2 separate regions of the Homo sapiens genome follow, and region 2 is linked to region 1. A link is a loop called in an ENCODE intact Hi-C map of the cell type or tissue named here. Cell type or tissue: A673. All regions are shown on one strand. Each heading gives the region's core, and the rest is flanking DNA. Links, peaks and the distances in the headings are about the cores only. Region 1 overlaps LOC105375341 (a long non-coding RNA gene). Region 2 overlaps AUTS2 (activator of transcription and developmental regulator AUTS2).

What was found. Hi-C counts contacts between places; a loop is a spot of excess contacts. Peaks named below come from ENCODE experiments on the same cell type or tissue, not always from the same donor. Only the 100,000 strongest peaks of a DNase experiment are listed, where the experiment ranks them.
Region 2: it touches region 1 in a loop (4-fold over the local background); 8 of 110 quality-filtered maps call a loop at or near these places.

What each region holds. Positions count from the first base shown.
Region 1 is chr7:68,180,137-68,191,994 of GRCh38, reverse strand. It overlaps LOC105375341 (a long non-coding RNA gene), which reads left to right. Exons shown (of 6, transcript NR_187905.1): 4 at 7,079-7,205. Among named protein-coding and RNA genes, the nearest start is that of LINC01372, 850 kb to the right of the region's middle. In A673, for the core only: a CTCF peak has its summit at 6,061 (motif pointing left); a DNase peak (open chromatin) is centred at 6,174; H3K27ac peaks cover 743 bases.
Region 2 is chr7:69,931,075-69,933,574 of GRCh38, reverse strand. The region is part of intron 2 of AUTS2 (activator of transcription and developmental regulator AUTS2); the gene reads right to left. Among named protein-coding and RNA genes, the nearest start is that of AUTS2, 330 kb to the right of the region's middle. In A673, for the core only: a CTCF peak has its summit at 1,362 (motif pointing right); a DNase peak (open chromatin) is centred at 1,364.

The sequences.
Region 1 (11,858 bases), core at 4,922-7,421:
AGGTCACTCTATTGACCAGTAGATAGAAACAGGGTAGGATTAATGTCATTTGGAGGCCAGTTCATGTTCCTTCCGTTTTATAGACTATGCAATTTATAAAAAGAAATTTTCCTTCTCTTCCTGTCTGTGGCATATAAATTTGGAGCAGTCTAGACTGTCTTTGCGATAACAGGTACTTAAGTAGATTCCAAATATTTCTTTTTTTTAATCCTTTGTGTACAACATTGACTTTTCTAATCAATCGTTAAAATAAATCTCGAGGATTTGCCGGATTGTTTGTGAAATGCAGCAGGGAGCACTGCAACTTATCAGTCAATACACAGGTGCGTAAAACGGAAGAAGAGGGGAGAGCCAGCCCCAACTCCTGGCCACCATCCAGGTCTGTGATTTAACTTTCAAATGACAAATCAATGACACGCGGGCATTCCCTAGCTCCCAAATCACTCCATCACAGCAGAAGACACAAACGCTGCAACCCACCAGCACAAAGAACACTCACCCAGCAGATCCAGACAGGCAGGTGAGATCTATGGGTTAGAAGACTCCAGGGAGCTGTGCAGCTACTAGGGAAGAAAGCGTTTACAGGAGGCTGCTTTTGAGCTGTTCAGCTGGTCCTGATCATTCTTGGAAATATGTCTCTTAGTAGGACCCTTGATTGATTGATTGATTGATTGATTGAGACAGAGCCTTGCTCTGTTGCCCAGGCTGGAGTGCAATGGCACACCACCACAACTCACTGCCTCCTGGGTTCAAGCGATCCCCCACATCAGCCTCCTGAGTAAATGGGACTACAGGCACCCGCCATCACACATGGCTAATTTGATTATATTTTTGTAGAGACAGGGTCTCACTATGTTGCCCAGGCTTGTCTCAAACTCCCGCTGGGCTCAAGCAATTCTCCCGCCTCAGACTTCCAAAGCGCTGGGTTTACAGATGTGAGCCACCGCGAGGCCTTTACTTTTCTGTTTATTTTTTTAACTATTTCAGTGAATTTCTCTCAGCATCAGATAAGATGCTGATGAACACATACTACCACAGAGTGAGATTACAAACCTTAAAATACTCATTGTATTACTCTGCTAGGACAGCTGTAACAAAATACCACAGACTGGGTGGTTTAAACAACAGAAATGTGTTTCTCCCAGCTCTGAAGGCTGGAAGTCTGAAATCAAGGTGCAAGTAGGGTTGCTTTTTCCCAAGGCTATGTCTTCGGCTTGCAGACTGTCCTCAGATGGACTTTGCTCTGTGTGCATAGAGCTCTTCTTCTTCTTCTTTTTGACACAGAGTTTCGCTCTTGTTGCCCAGGCTGGAGTGCAATGGCAATGGCACGATCTTGGCTCACCAGGACATCTGCCTCCCGGGTTCAAGCAATTCTCCTGCGTCAGCCTCCCGAGTAGCTGAGATTACAGGCACTCGCCACCACACCTGGATAATTTTATATTTTTAGTAGAGATTGGGTTTCTCCATGTTAGTCAGGCTGGTCTTGAACTCCTGAACTCAGGTGATCCGCCCCCCTCAGCCTCCCAAAGTGCTGAGATTACAGGCGTGAGCCACTGCGACTGGCCTCTTCTTCTTCTTATAAGGACACTAAGTCCTGATACCATTAGAGCTCCAACCTTATGACCTCATGTAAACTTAATTACCTCCTTGAAGACTTTATGCTGGCTGGGAACCGGTGGCTCATGCCTGTAATCCCAGCACTATGGAAGGCTGAGGCCGGTGGATCACTTGAGATCAGGAGTTCAGGACCAGACTGGCCAACACGGAAAAACCCCATCTCTACAAAAAACCACAAAAATTAGCCTGGCACAGTAGTGTGTGCCTGTAGTCCCAGCTACTTGGGAGGCTGAGGCAGGAGGATCGTTTGAGCCTGAGAGACAGAGATTGAAGTGAGCCGAGATGGCGCCACTGCACTCCAGCCTGGGTGACTGGAGTGAAACATTGTCTCAAAAAACAAAACAAAACAAAAAACAAAACCTTATCTCCAAATACAATCACATTGCAGGTTAAGCCTTCAACATCTGAATCTTGGGGCAGGGGACACAATCACTCTGTAACACTTATTTTTGTGCTTTCTCTCAAGGCCTCTTTCCTTGGCTTGCAGACCGTGTTCTCAGATGGCCCTTTCTCTCTGTGCACGTCCCTGGTATCTGGTGTCTCTTCTTCTTCTTCTTCTTTTTTTTTTTTTTTGGGATGGACTCTTGCTCTGTCGCCCAGGCTGGAGTACAGTGGTGCAATCTCCGCTCACTGAAACTTTTGCCTCCCAGGTTCAAGCAATTCTCATGTCTCAGCCTCCCGAGTAGTTGGGATTACAGGCGTGTGCCACCATGCCCAGCTAATTTTTTTATTTTTAGTAGAGACGGGGTTTCACCTTGTTAGTCAGGCTGGTCTCAAACTCCTGACCTCAGATGATCCGCCAGTCTCAGCCTCCCAAAGTGCTGGGATTACAGGTGTGAGCCACCACGCCTGGCCTTTTTTCTTCTTATAAAGACCCTAGGCCTATTGGATTAGAGCTCCACCCTTATGACCTCGTGTAAATGTAATTACCTCCTTGAAGACTTTATCTCCAAATACAATCTCATTGCAGGTTAAGGCTTCAACATCTGAATCTTGGTGTGGGGTACACAACTCACTAAATAACATTCACTTTTCTGCTTTATTTCCCGTACCTTTACATGTATACGCCTTACAATAGTCAAAGTCATCTACGTTGCCTTGAGGCAAATTAGATTGTTTCAAGAAAAATGTAAATAGAATCCAAGATCAAAACTGTCATATTATAAAACAAAACTCTATGGGGGGGTATTTTTTATATTTTATTTTCTTTTATTTTGGGAGACGGAGTCTCACTTTGTCATCCAGGCTGCAATGCAGTGGTGCTATCTCGGCTCACTGCAACCTCTACCTATTGGGTTCAAGTGATTCTCCGGCCTCAGCCTCCCAAATAGCTGGGATTACAGTTGGGAGCCACCATGCCCGGCTAATTTTTATATTTTTTAGTAGAGATGGGGTTTCACCACGTTGGTCAGGCTGGTCTTGAACTCCTGACCTCAGGTGATCCAACCACCTCGGCCTCCCAAAATGCTGGGATTGCAGGTGTAAGCCACCTCGCCTGGCCTATATTTTTAATTTTTTAAATTGAAAAATAATAATTGTACATATTCATGGGGCAAACAGTAATTTTAAAAAATGTTTATATATTTAAGGGTCAGAAGTGTAGGTTTCTTACATGCATATATTACATAGTGATGAAGTCTGGACTTTTAGTTCAGCCATTGCTAAAATAGTAATTTGGGTACCGTTAGTAATAGTGCCCAGGCCAGGCTAGGTGGCTCATGCCTGTAATCCCAGCACTTTGGGAGGACAAGACGGGTGGATCATGAGGTCAGGAGATCAAGACCATCCTGGCCAACATGGTGAAACCCCATCTCTACTAAAAATACAAAAATGAGCTGGGCATGGTGGTGTATTCCTGTAATCCCAGCTACTCGGGAGGCTGAGGCAGGAGAATCACTTGAACCCGGGAGCTGGAAGTTGCAGTGAGCCGAGATTGCGCCACTGCACTCCAGCCTGGGGACAGAGTGAGACTCCGTCTCAAAAAAAAAAAAAATAGTACCTAAATAGTAATAGTAATAAGTAATTTTTCAATGCTTACTCCCCGCAACATACCCCCTCACCTTTTTAGGCCTCCAGTGTCTATTATTCCACATTTATAAAACAAACCTCTTAATGTGTGTGTTGGGAAGGGAGAGGGTGAAGACATATTTATGTCCATGTGTATAAGGACACAAATACGTCCTTACACACACACAGACACAAATACATCTTATTGAGATTATTGAGAACAAAAAAAGACACCTAAAAATAAAAGGAAAAGACTTCCCACACTTTCAAGCACCTTTCTCGGGACTTCCCTATATGACCAAGGTGGGCAGATCACTTGAGTCCAGGAGTTCGAGACTAGCCTGGACAACAAAGCAAGATCCCATCTCTAAAAAACAGAAGAGAGCGAGCGAGAGAGAGACAGAGAGAGAATTCCCCTATATGATGTTGTTTTGCTAAAATGAGGGAGTGCATTAAGAAAGTGGAAGGTCTGGGATTCCCAAAACAAAGAATCTAACATCAGAGAGAGATGAATGCTTTCACCAGGGTGATGATGAAAGAGGACCTCAGGAGACAGCCGTGCCACAGGCCTCCCAATCTGCTGATGCAGATGGGAGCAGCTCAGGAGGGAGACTCTAGCCTCAGGCACACAGATGTAAGAAGGGGGAAAGTCCCCGAGGAGTGAAGTCACTTGTGCAGACATCCTGAGCTATCGCGTTAAGCATATGGAAAAGCACACGGAGGCTCATGTTGAGAAATATTTCACCAGAATGCTTTGGCAGAAAACAAAGAACCCCGTAGAGCCTCATAGCCGCACCTGAGACAGTTTCCCAAATGGTCCCAAAATGTGAGAAGAAAACTACAAAGCCAAACATTAATATGCATGTCTAATTAAATGTTTACAGATCTTTTATTGATGTTGTGGTTGAGATGGAGTTTCACTCTTGTTGCCCAGGCTGGAGGCTGGAGGGCAGTGGCTCTATCTGGGCTCACTGCAACCTCCACCTCCACCAGTTGATTCTCCTGCCTCAGCCTCCCAAGTAGCTAGGATTACAGGCGTGTGCCACCACGCCCGGCTAATTTTGTATTTTTAGTAGAGACAGGGTTTCTCCATGTTGGTCAGGCTGGTCTCGAAGTCCCGACCTCAGGTGATCCACCCGCCTCGGCCTCCCAAAGTACTGGGATTACAGGTGTGAGTCACCACGCCAGCCCTTGTTTACAGATCTTAAGGTGACAAACCAACTGCAACCCACTGACCTACATACGTACACGTGTGTGTGTGTGTGTGTGTGTGTGTGTGTGTGAGTGTTTATTGCAGGATATGGTACATTTTTATATATCATAGGATGAAGCTTCCAAAAATAAGTTTGGTTGGGGGCAAGAGAAAGTAGTTAATGGTTACAAAAAAAAAAAATAGAAGAACAAACAAGACCTAGTATTGCATAGCACAATAGGGTGACTATAGTCAATAATAACTTAAGTGTATATTTTATAATAGCTTGAAGAATGTGGTGCAGGGGCTCATGCCTGTAATCCCAGCACTTTGGGAGGCTGAAGCGGGTGGTTCACCTCAGGTCAGGAGTTCAAAACCAGCCTTGTCAACATGGCAAAACCCCATCTCTACTAAAAATACAAAAAAATTAGCTGTGCATGGTGGCACGTGCCTGTAATCCCAGCTACTCAAAAGGCTGAGGCATGAGAATCGCTTGAAGCCAGGAGGCGGAGGTTGCAGTGAGCTGAGATCGCACCGCGCACTCCAGCCTGGGCAACAGAGTGAGACTCCGCCTCAAAAAAAAAAAAAAAAGGAGAAAAAGAAAAAAAGATTGCCTGATATGGTGGTGCATGCCTGTAGTCTCAGCTATTTAGGAGGCTGAGGCAGGAGGATCACTTGGGCCAGGAAAGGTCAAGGCTGCAGTGAGCCGTGATCATGCCATTGCACCCGGTCTGGGTGACAGAGTGAGACCCTGTCTCAAAAAAAAAAAAAAGAAAGAAAGAAAGAAAAAAAATCCACTTGTTTAGGAAAGGAGTGGTAGGGGCAGTGGATTTTATGTCTAGGAATCAGCACACGGTGTTAGGAGAGGCTGCATCTGAGTCCAGGCCTGGATGTAGTCATTGGTTGTATGGGATCTTTGCCAGCAAGTGCTCTGTTTCCTGGTTTCTTCTTCTGATCATTCCCGCAGTTTCCATCTTCTGAGGGTGTGAGGGAGATCCAGTGAGATAATGGGAGTAGAAGTGCTTTGAAAAGGACAGCGTGCTGTCCAAGGGCATGGCTAGCATCTCCATATTCAATCACCTCCCACCGGTTGCTGGAAGGGTGGGGGGGTGGGTAATGGACGTGGAAGGCCCTTGTAAATTACAAAGCGCGAAAGAGATGGAGAATGATTAGTAGCAAGGCGTGATTATCTATGTGGCTCCGATAACAACACCATTTTGCCACCTGCTGCCCAGACATTTCTATAACGGCACGACTTTTCAAAGACATGAACTGTGCATGCTGGGGTTTGCCCAGCTGTAAAATGAGATATCTCCAGGGATGGCAAACACAGCCAGCTCTCATGGATCCATGGAAATGTTTAGCCCGGAAATGAGATGCGGAGGGGCAGGATCTCAGGCTTTAGAGAGGATATGAAGCCCTGCCAAGTAGAAAAGGGTTGGCTCAGAGGATAGAAACAGCAGCCGGATTCAGTGGATGTTTTAGAGAGGCAGATCGGACTCAGGACATAGTCTTAATTACTTAATTACTTAAAACACCTCATTACTTCCTTAAATCCCTTCTGCCTTTAAACGTGTTTCCTAGGCCAGGTGCGGTGGCTCACGCCTGTAATCCCAGCACTTTAGGAGGCTGATGGAGGTGGATCACCTGGGGTCAGGAGTTCGAGACCAGCCTGACCAACATGGGGAAACCCCGCCTCTACTAAAAATACAAAAATTAGCCGGGTGTGGTGGCAGGCGTCTGTAGTCCCAGCTACTTGGGAGGCTGAGGCAGGAGAATTGCTGAAACCTGGGAGGCAGAGGTTGCAGTGAGCCGAGATTGGGTCATTGCACTCCAGTCTGGGTGACAGAGTGAGACTACGTCTCAAAAACAAAAACAAAAAAAATGTGTTTCCTCTTTTTTTTTGGAGTCTCGCTCTGTCGCCCAGGCTGGAGTGCAGTGGTGCAATCTTGGCTCACTGCAAGCTCTGCCTCCCAGGTTCACGCCATTCTCCTGCCTCAGCCTCCCAAGCAGCTGGGACTATAGGCGCCCGCCACCACACCCGGATAATTTTTTGTATTTTTTACAAAATTTTAGTAGAGACAGGGTTTCACCATGTTAGCCAGGATGGTCTCGATCTCCTGACTTCCTGATCCGCCTGCCTCGGCCTCCCAAAGTGCTGGGATTACAGGCATGAGCCACCGCACCCGGCCGTGTTTTCTCTTTTAACCCTCTTAGCTGCTCTGGGAGATCATGTCTTTTTTAATCATTCCCATTTTACAGTTAAACATACCAAGACTTGAGGAATTATGTCCAAGGTTCCAGCATTGAACATGAAGAACGCAGGATTTATTGGCACGTCGTGATAACCGTAAAGCCCACGCTTCTACTGCAGTGTTGAGTTTGCGTGGTAAGTGCCACAGTTGTGCAGGCGTTGTTTTCTGTGTGGTTTTCTGAATGGGTGTTTTCCATCATGCCAAGTGTATAAGTCCAGGTGATATGGTTTGGATCTCTGTCCCTACTCAAATCTCACGTGGAATTGTAATCCCCAGTGTTGGAGGTGGGGCCTGGTGGGAAGTGATTGGATCACGGGGATGGATCCTTCATGAATGCTTTAACACCTTCCCTTTAGTGCTGTTCTTATGACAGAGTTCTCCTGAGACCTGGTTGTTTCAAAAGTGTGTAACATATCCTCCCTCTCTCTCTTGCTCCTACTTCAGCCACGTGAAGTATCTACTTATCCTTTGCCTTCCACCATGATTGTAAGTTTCCTGAGGCCTTCCCAGAAGCTGAGCAGATGCCAGCTCCATGCCTCCTGTACAACCTGCAGAACCATAAGCCAATTAAACCTCTTTTATTGCAGGAGTGTGAGGGGGAGGCCACATTGAAAATACTGGTGGATCCCAGTACTTCCGGAGGCCAAGGCAGGAGAATGGCTTCAGGCTACAAGCTCAAGACCAGCCTGGGCAACATAGCAAGATCCTGTCTCTATAAATTTTTTTTTAATTAGACAGTCATGGTGTACCCTATAATCCTAGCTACTGGGGATGCCAAGGCAGGAGGATTGCTTGAGGCCAGAAGTTCAAGCCCACCCTGGGAAACATAAGAAGACCTTGTCTCTAGAAAAATATACAAAAATTAGCCAGTCATGGTAGTGTGTACCTGTAGTTCCTGCTACTCAGGAGGCTGAGGTGGGAGGATTGCGTGAGCCCTGGACGTTGAGGCTGCAGTGAGCTATGATCGCACCACTGCACTCCATCCTGGGCGACAGAGTGAGATCCTGTCTCAAAAAAAGAAAACAGGTTCCCAGATCCCAGCCCAGACCAGCTGCATGAGAATTCCAGAGGCAGGAGCCCAGGAATCTATTTTTAAAAAGTTCCCTGGGTGATACTGCTGAATAATCACAACAAGAAACTGCTGCCCTCCAGCATCTATTTAGCAAAATGCAGAACACCTGGACCGTTCTTAGACTATTTGTTTCTTAGTGATTGATGTATCAATCTAGCAGCAACTCACATGTCCCCAGGCCAGTCACACCTGCCTTGAAGCTGGAATGGTGGCGATACCAGCTCAGGCTCTGGAAACCCAAGAGAGCCCTCCCGTCCTACCACCTCCCCCAAGCGGTGCGATCAGTGCACAAGTGGCTGTCTCACATGAGCTGGTGGGTGACCATCCTCTTGGTGACTACAGAGTGTTCTTTACCAGACTATTCTCAGCAATAACTGGGTTGCAGCCTGTTCGCCATGGGGCTCCCACTGCCACTCCAGAGTCAGCTGCGTGACTCAGCACCGGGCTTGCCATTGGACGAACATGCCACTCACTCTCAGAAGCCATTACAGCAAGGGCTGCTTCTGCTTTCTCTGCCTTGCATGCGAAGTCAAGGGTATCTGCTCCATATGGCACTGCATAATTTACAGCACAATTTAACTCCTGCTTATATAGCCTAGTCTATGCAAAGCTGCCATTTGCATATTTATTAATTTGCAAAATTAATGCCATTTTCTTAGTCCCTTACAGGATGTGTTGCCCGTCCCTGTCTTTGAATTAATTTTAATCTAAGGTGGAAACATTTGTTAAGGGAGTTCGCTCAGGCCAAAGTAATCAAATGCTTGGTAATCAAATGCAGGTAGGGGATGGGGAAGAGGGAGCTAACATTTATTGAGTGCCTAACTCTGCCAGGCTCCAAGAAAATTAATGGTGCACAATGCGTGTCAACAGAAACATCCTCATAATGTGATATTCTTGCTGTTTTATAAATAAGAGTACTGAGACTCAGAGAGAATAAGTAGCTAGCCCATTGTCACATGACTAGTAAGAGGCAGAGGCTTTGGTGGCCACAAAAGTCAAGAAGCCAAATTTGGGCCAAATGTGGTGGCTTACACCTGTAGTCTCAACACTTGGAGAGGCAGAGGCAAGAGGATTATTTGAGCCCAGGATTTCAAGACCAGCCTGGGCAACATAGCAAGACTCCATCTCTACAAAAAAGAAAATAAAATGAGTTAGGCATCATGGCATGTGTTTGTAGTCCTAGCTACACAGGAGGCTGAGGCAGGATGATCACTTGAGACCGGGGGTTCAAGGCCACAGTGAGCGGTGATCACGCCACTGCACCGTAACCTAAAAATAAAAAAAACGGAGAAGCAGGGTTTTCACCTACACTGATTTTCTTTAGTGAGAAAGGCCATTTCTCTGCATAATTAATTTTTTTCAGAGAGTACTCAACACTCCAGGTATTTCAATGCTCACAGATATTACACATAATGTCACATAACACGACACGACATGACACTTTAAGCAGACAGAAATGGGAGATGTATATTGAGAAGCTTTCTCCACTTATTACCAGCATTTGAGCAGTTTTACCCAAGAAAAATAATGATTTTGTCAAAATTCCCACCCGATGGCATTGGGAAGGTTTCAACAGTAAGGCCAGTCACTTTTTTTATTTTTTTCTTGAGACAGGGTCTCACTCTGTTGCCTGGGCTGGAGTGCAGTGGCACGATTTCAGCTCACTGCAACCTCGATCTCCCAAGCTCAAGTGATCCTCCCACCTCAGCCTCCTGAGTAGCTGGGACCACAGTGTGTGCCACCATGCCCGGCTAATTTTTGCATGTTTTGTAGAGACAGGGTTTCATCATGTTGCCCAGCCTGGTCTCAAACTCCCGGGCTCAAACGATCCATCCGCCTTGGCCTCTTCTGGTGTTAGGATTACAGGTGTGAGCTACCGCACCCAGCTACTTTTCCTTTTTGAAAATTCCTATTCTCAACCCTTCCTGACTTTCAAGCCATTAGCCTAAAGGTTAGTTACCACCATTAGCTAGCTTCTTAATATCATTCTCTGAATTACTGTTATCTATCCTTCAGTCTGTGGCCATGGTCTTTATCTCAACAGTGACATGGCCTGCCTTAGCCACCAATATCCTTTCTCACTGTCTGTAGATTAGATCTCTCCAAGGATTTTGTTACCTTTCACCACTCCTTTTCTTCCCTTCCTTCCTTCCTTCCTTCCTCCCTCCCTTCCTTCTTTCTTTCCTTTCCTTTCCCTGTTTCTTTCTTTCTTCCTTCCTTCCTTCCCTCCCTCCCTTGTTTCCCTCCCTCCCTTTCTTCCCTCCCTCCCTCCCTCCTTCCTTCCTTTCTTCGTTTCTTTCTTCCTTCCTTCCCTCTCTCCTTCCTTCCCTTTCCTTTCTTTTTCCTTCCTTCCTTCCCCTTCCTTCCTTCCTTCTTTCCTTCCTTCCTTCCTTCTTTCCTTCCTTTCTTCCTTCTTTTTCTTTTAAGGCAGGTTCTTCCTGTGTGACCAAGGCTGGAGTGCAGTGATTCAATCATAGTTCACTGCAGACTCGAACTCCTGGACTCAAGTGATTCTCCCGGCATAGCCTCCCGAGTAGCTGGGACCACAAGTGCACATCACCACAGCAGATACTTTTTTGTATTTTTTGTAGAGATGGGGTCTTGCTATGCTACCCAGGCTGGTCTCAAACTTAGTGGCTCAAGTGATCCTCCCACCTCAGCCTTCCTAAGTGCTGCGATTACAGGCAAGATCCGCCATACCCAGCCTCACCACTCTCTCATTCAAGTTTCTCTACTCCTATTTTTCCCTACTACACGCTCTCAGTCTTGTTCCTTCCTTTCTGAGTGCTGTTTACTATGTTGTCATTTCAAGCTCTTCCTCCTTACCCTGCTTGGAGAAATCCCCTATAACTTATAAATCTGTATCTTGAATCCTGCTGAGAGGATCTTGAACATCTGACAACATCCAGCTGTTTACCAGACGTATTTCTGTAAGAACGTCAGGCACAGCTAATTCAAATTTCCAAACCCTCCTTTCTCCTTTCCCCTGAAAACTTATTTTTCCTTCTGTATCACCTATCTTGGTATATTGTGTCATATATCTCTTCCTTACAACTCGAGACCTTTCTCACTTTGTCCATTCCTTTATCCCTAACCTCCAGTGATCAACTGATTATAAAATATTATCAAGTTCTTCCCAACGTACTTCTGAAATCTAGCTCTGAAACAACTTCCAATTCTATCCCCTGGTTTTGTTCCTCCCAATCTGCCTCAAGTATTATTATTATTATTATTGAGATGGAGGCTCGCACTGTCACCCAGGCTGGAGTGCAGTGGCGTGATCCCAGCTCACTGCAACCTCCGCCTCCTGGGTTCAAGCGATTCTCCTGCCTCAGCCTCCCAAGTAGCCGGGATTACAGGTGCGCACCACCATGCCTGGCTAATTTTTTGTATTTTTAGTAGAGATGTATTTTTAGTCTCAAACTCCTGACCTCAAGTGATCTGCCCGCCTTGGCCTCCCAAAGTGCTGGGATTGCAGGTGTGAGCCACAGCACCCAGTCTATTTTTTTCTTTAATAGAGACAAGTCTCACTATGTTGCCCAGGCTTGTCTTGAACTTCTAGGCTCAAGTGATCCTCCTGCCTAGGCCTCTCAAAGTGCTGGGATTATAGTCATGAGCCACCATGCCCAGCCAAATATTCTCTTCATTGTGTCATTGCAATGGACTCTCCACTTCTAGGGTCTCCTGCCTCCAGTCCATCCTCCACACCAGCATC
Region 2 (2,500 bases), core at 1-2,500, 1.7 Mb before region 1:
TATTTCGAACAGAACCAACATAACTGTGACCTTCCAAGAAAGTTAATGAATGTTATTTGGATTCATAAACACTATACATTAACAACTCACAGGGAGCCGAAGTCCTGAAAAGGATTAAACGAAGAAAAAAGAAACCAAATGACACTGACCTATCCATGTTTCAAGGTTCCAAAACTTACTTTGTGAATATGAAATCTCTGAAAGCATAAATCTATTACATAAACATTCTAATTATCTATTAAATAGAAGTCATCTTATATATCTAAATATATACATGTACTTATTTTAACCCTTTAAAGCAGACACAATTTAATGTGGTATAATTTGAAATGGACTACTTCACAGAGCAGACACCTGTGCGCACACATGAGCCATTACTTATGTAACAGTACTTTGATTAGTACTCTAAAGAAGCATTAAAGTTTAAGATCTGTTAGAAAAAATAATAGTTTATTGAAATCTAACACAAAAACAAAAATAACTGCATGGAAGTGTAATTACACACTGAACACACCAGTGTAACCAACGTGCAGATCAACAGAAAAATACCTGCATTTCCAAATCCATCCTTGAATGTAAATAATTTTACTTCACTGGGGCAAAATGTGTCCAGAAATTCTTCTTGTATTTATCCTGGAGTTATTATAGACCAATCTGGTTGACTGTTGCTTAAAAGCTTCTATTCTGCATCCCATGTATAATTCTGCTAAAATAGTAGCTCTAGATTACTGAGAACCAAATTCTCAACGGTAACTTAAAACAAATAATGTGAAGCCACTATCGTACACTCATAAATCTGGATTTGAATGTAACAATTATTTGTTCTAACTCATTCATTTTACTAAAGTAGAAGCTGAAGTCCACAGGTGCCAAGCCCTAGCCAAAGTCACACTGAGTGTTCAAAGCCAAACTCACACTGGAGGCCAAACTGTACTAATCAACAGAAGCTGTGTGTTAAGGTTCTAAGGTGTATAATCCAATAAAATGGCCCTGGAAATTCTGAAATAGCTCTAGCCTTCCAATCTGCAATTCTCCAATATCTTAGCCAAAGTTTACTGTCAATACCTGTAGCTACATTAACTTTCTATTTACCAAATCAATGTTGCAATTGTGTCTGCCTCTTCTGCATTTTCTCCCTTTCCTCCCCACCCTCCCTTGCCATTTTCTCACCTCTTAGAGCGCTCCTGAAAAATGACTTCCATCTTCAATAAGCTTTGTCAAAACACAATGCATTGCTAAATCTGAAATCCAATCTATACTTGTATACCAGCTGGGATGCTCTACTCAAAGAAAGAAGGCCGAGAGCTGGATTTTTCAGCAACAAAAGACAACAAAGCACTTTTCCATTTGGGGCTGCAGAGGGAGCCAGAACCATGCAAAGCAAGCAAGTATGTCTTTATAGAACTGGATGAATCCAAAATAGTGAAAAATATAAGCACACACAGAAATCACAGATACCATGCACACAAGCTGTGCATGTGTGTGCACACATATACACACACAAGCACACAAACACACTACTGTCCAGACCTCCAGACTCAGGGGAGATTCTGAAAACACAGTTTGTGTGTTCGGAGAGGAAACATATTTTGTGAGGAAGAGATGGGCAGTAAAAGGAAAACAAAGCAATTCTGTTTTATCAATGAAAAGACAATTAATTAAAAAGAGTCATCAATTCGAAGATTGCCTCATCAAGGTAAGTCGTCAGCACTCTCAAATTAGCAGGCTGCCTGACAAGCGGGGTAGTCTTTTATCTTGAAGAGCCCTTTATGCAGTATTTCTTGAACAGAGTTTTATAAAATCTGACCTTTATTATCTTTTCCTTCTAAAACAGTATAGGTCAGAGTGCAGATGGGGAAAAGCAGGAGGCAGGATCAGAGAAGGTGACAAATGTTTCAAAAAGTAAGACTGCCATGACAAAAACAGAAGGAAGAAACCCCTGACTGATCCTCACCAAGTCAGTGATGTTGCGACAATGGCACAAACGGAGATCCAATAAGTCTTGCACCTCCAAGACTATCTCTGATTACAACAAAATACCACAATGAATACAGCAGAACAGAAAAAGGAGACATTCTGATCAATGGCAAAACAATAGTTAACTAGTAATTCTAAGCAATAAAGAGCTCATTCTCTGACAGCTCTTTCACAGCAAACCAAAGATGTATAATAGCAAGCTGCAAAGATGCAGATGTGGATTATACTGTAATGTAGAGACAGTTAAGATTCTGTATAATGCAGAGATTCTATGCAAAGCCTTAACAATGCTCCAAGCCTAAAACTATAGCTTACTCAGTACAAATCATCAGACCTTAATTGAGTGCCACTATGCCAGGCATGGTATGAGGTTCTGGAGATGTAAGAATGGCAAGTCTGGTTTCAAGCAGCACACCAAGTAACAGGGGAAACTGGAAAGTAAAAAAGTAGTGTGTGTGTGTGTGTGTGTGTGTGTGTGTGTGTGTAAATCCAAAATGCAGTACGAGCATTCTGGCTCAGTCTG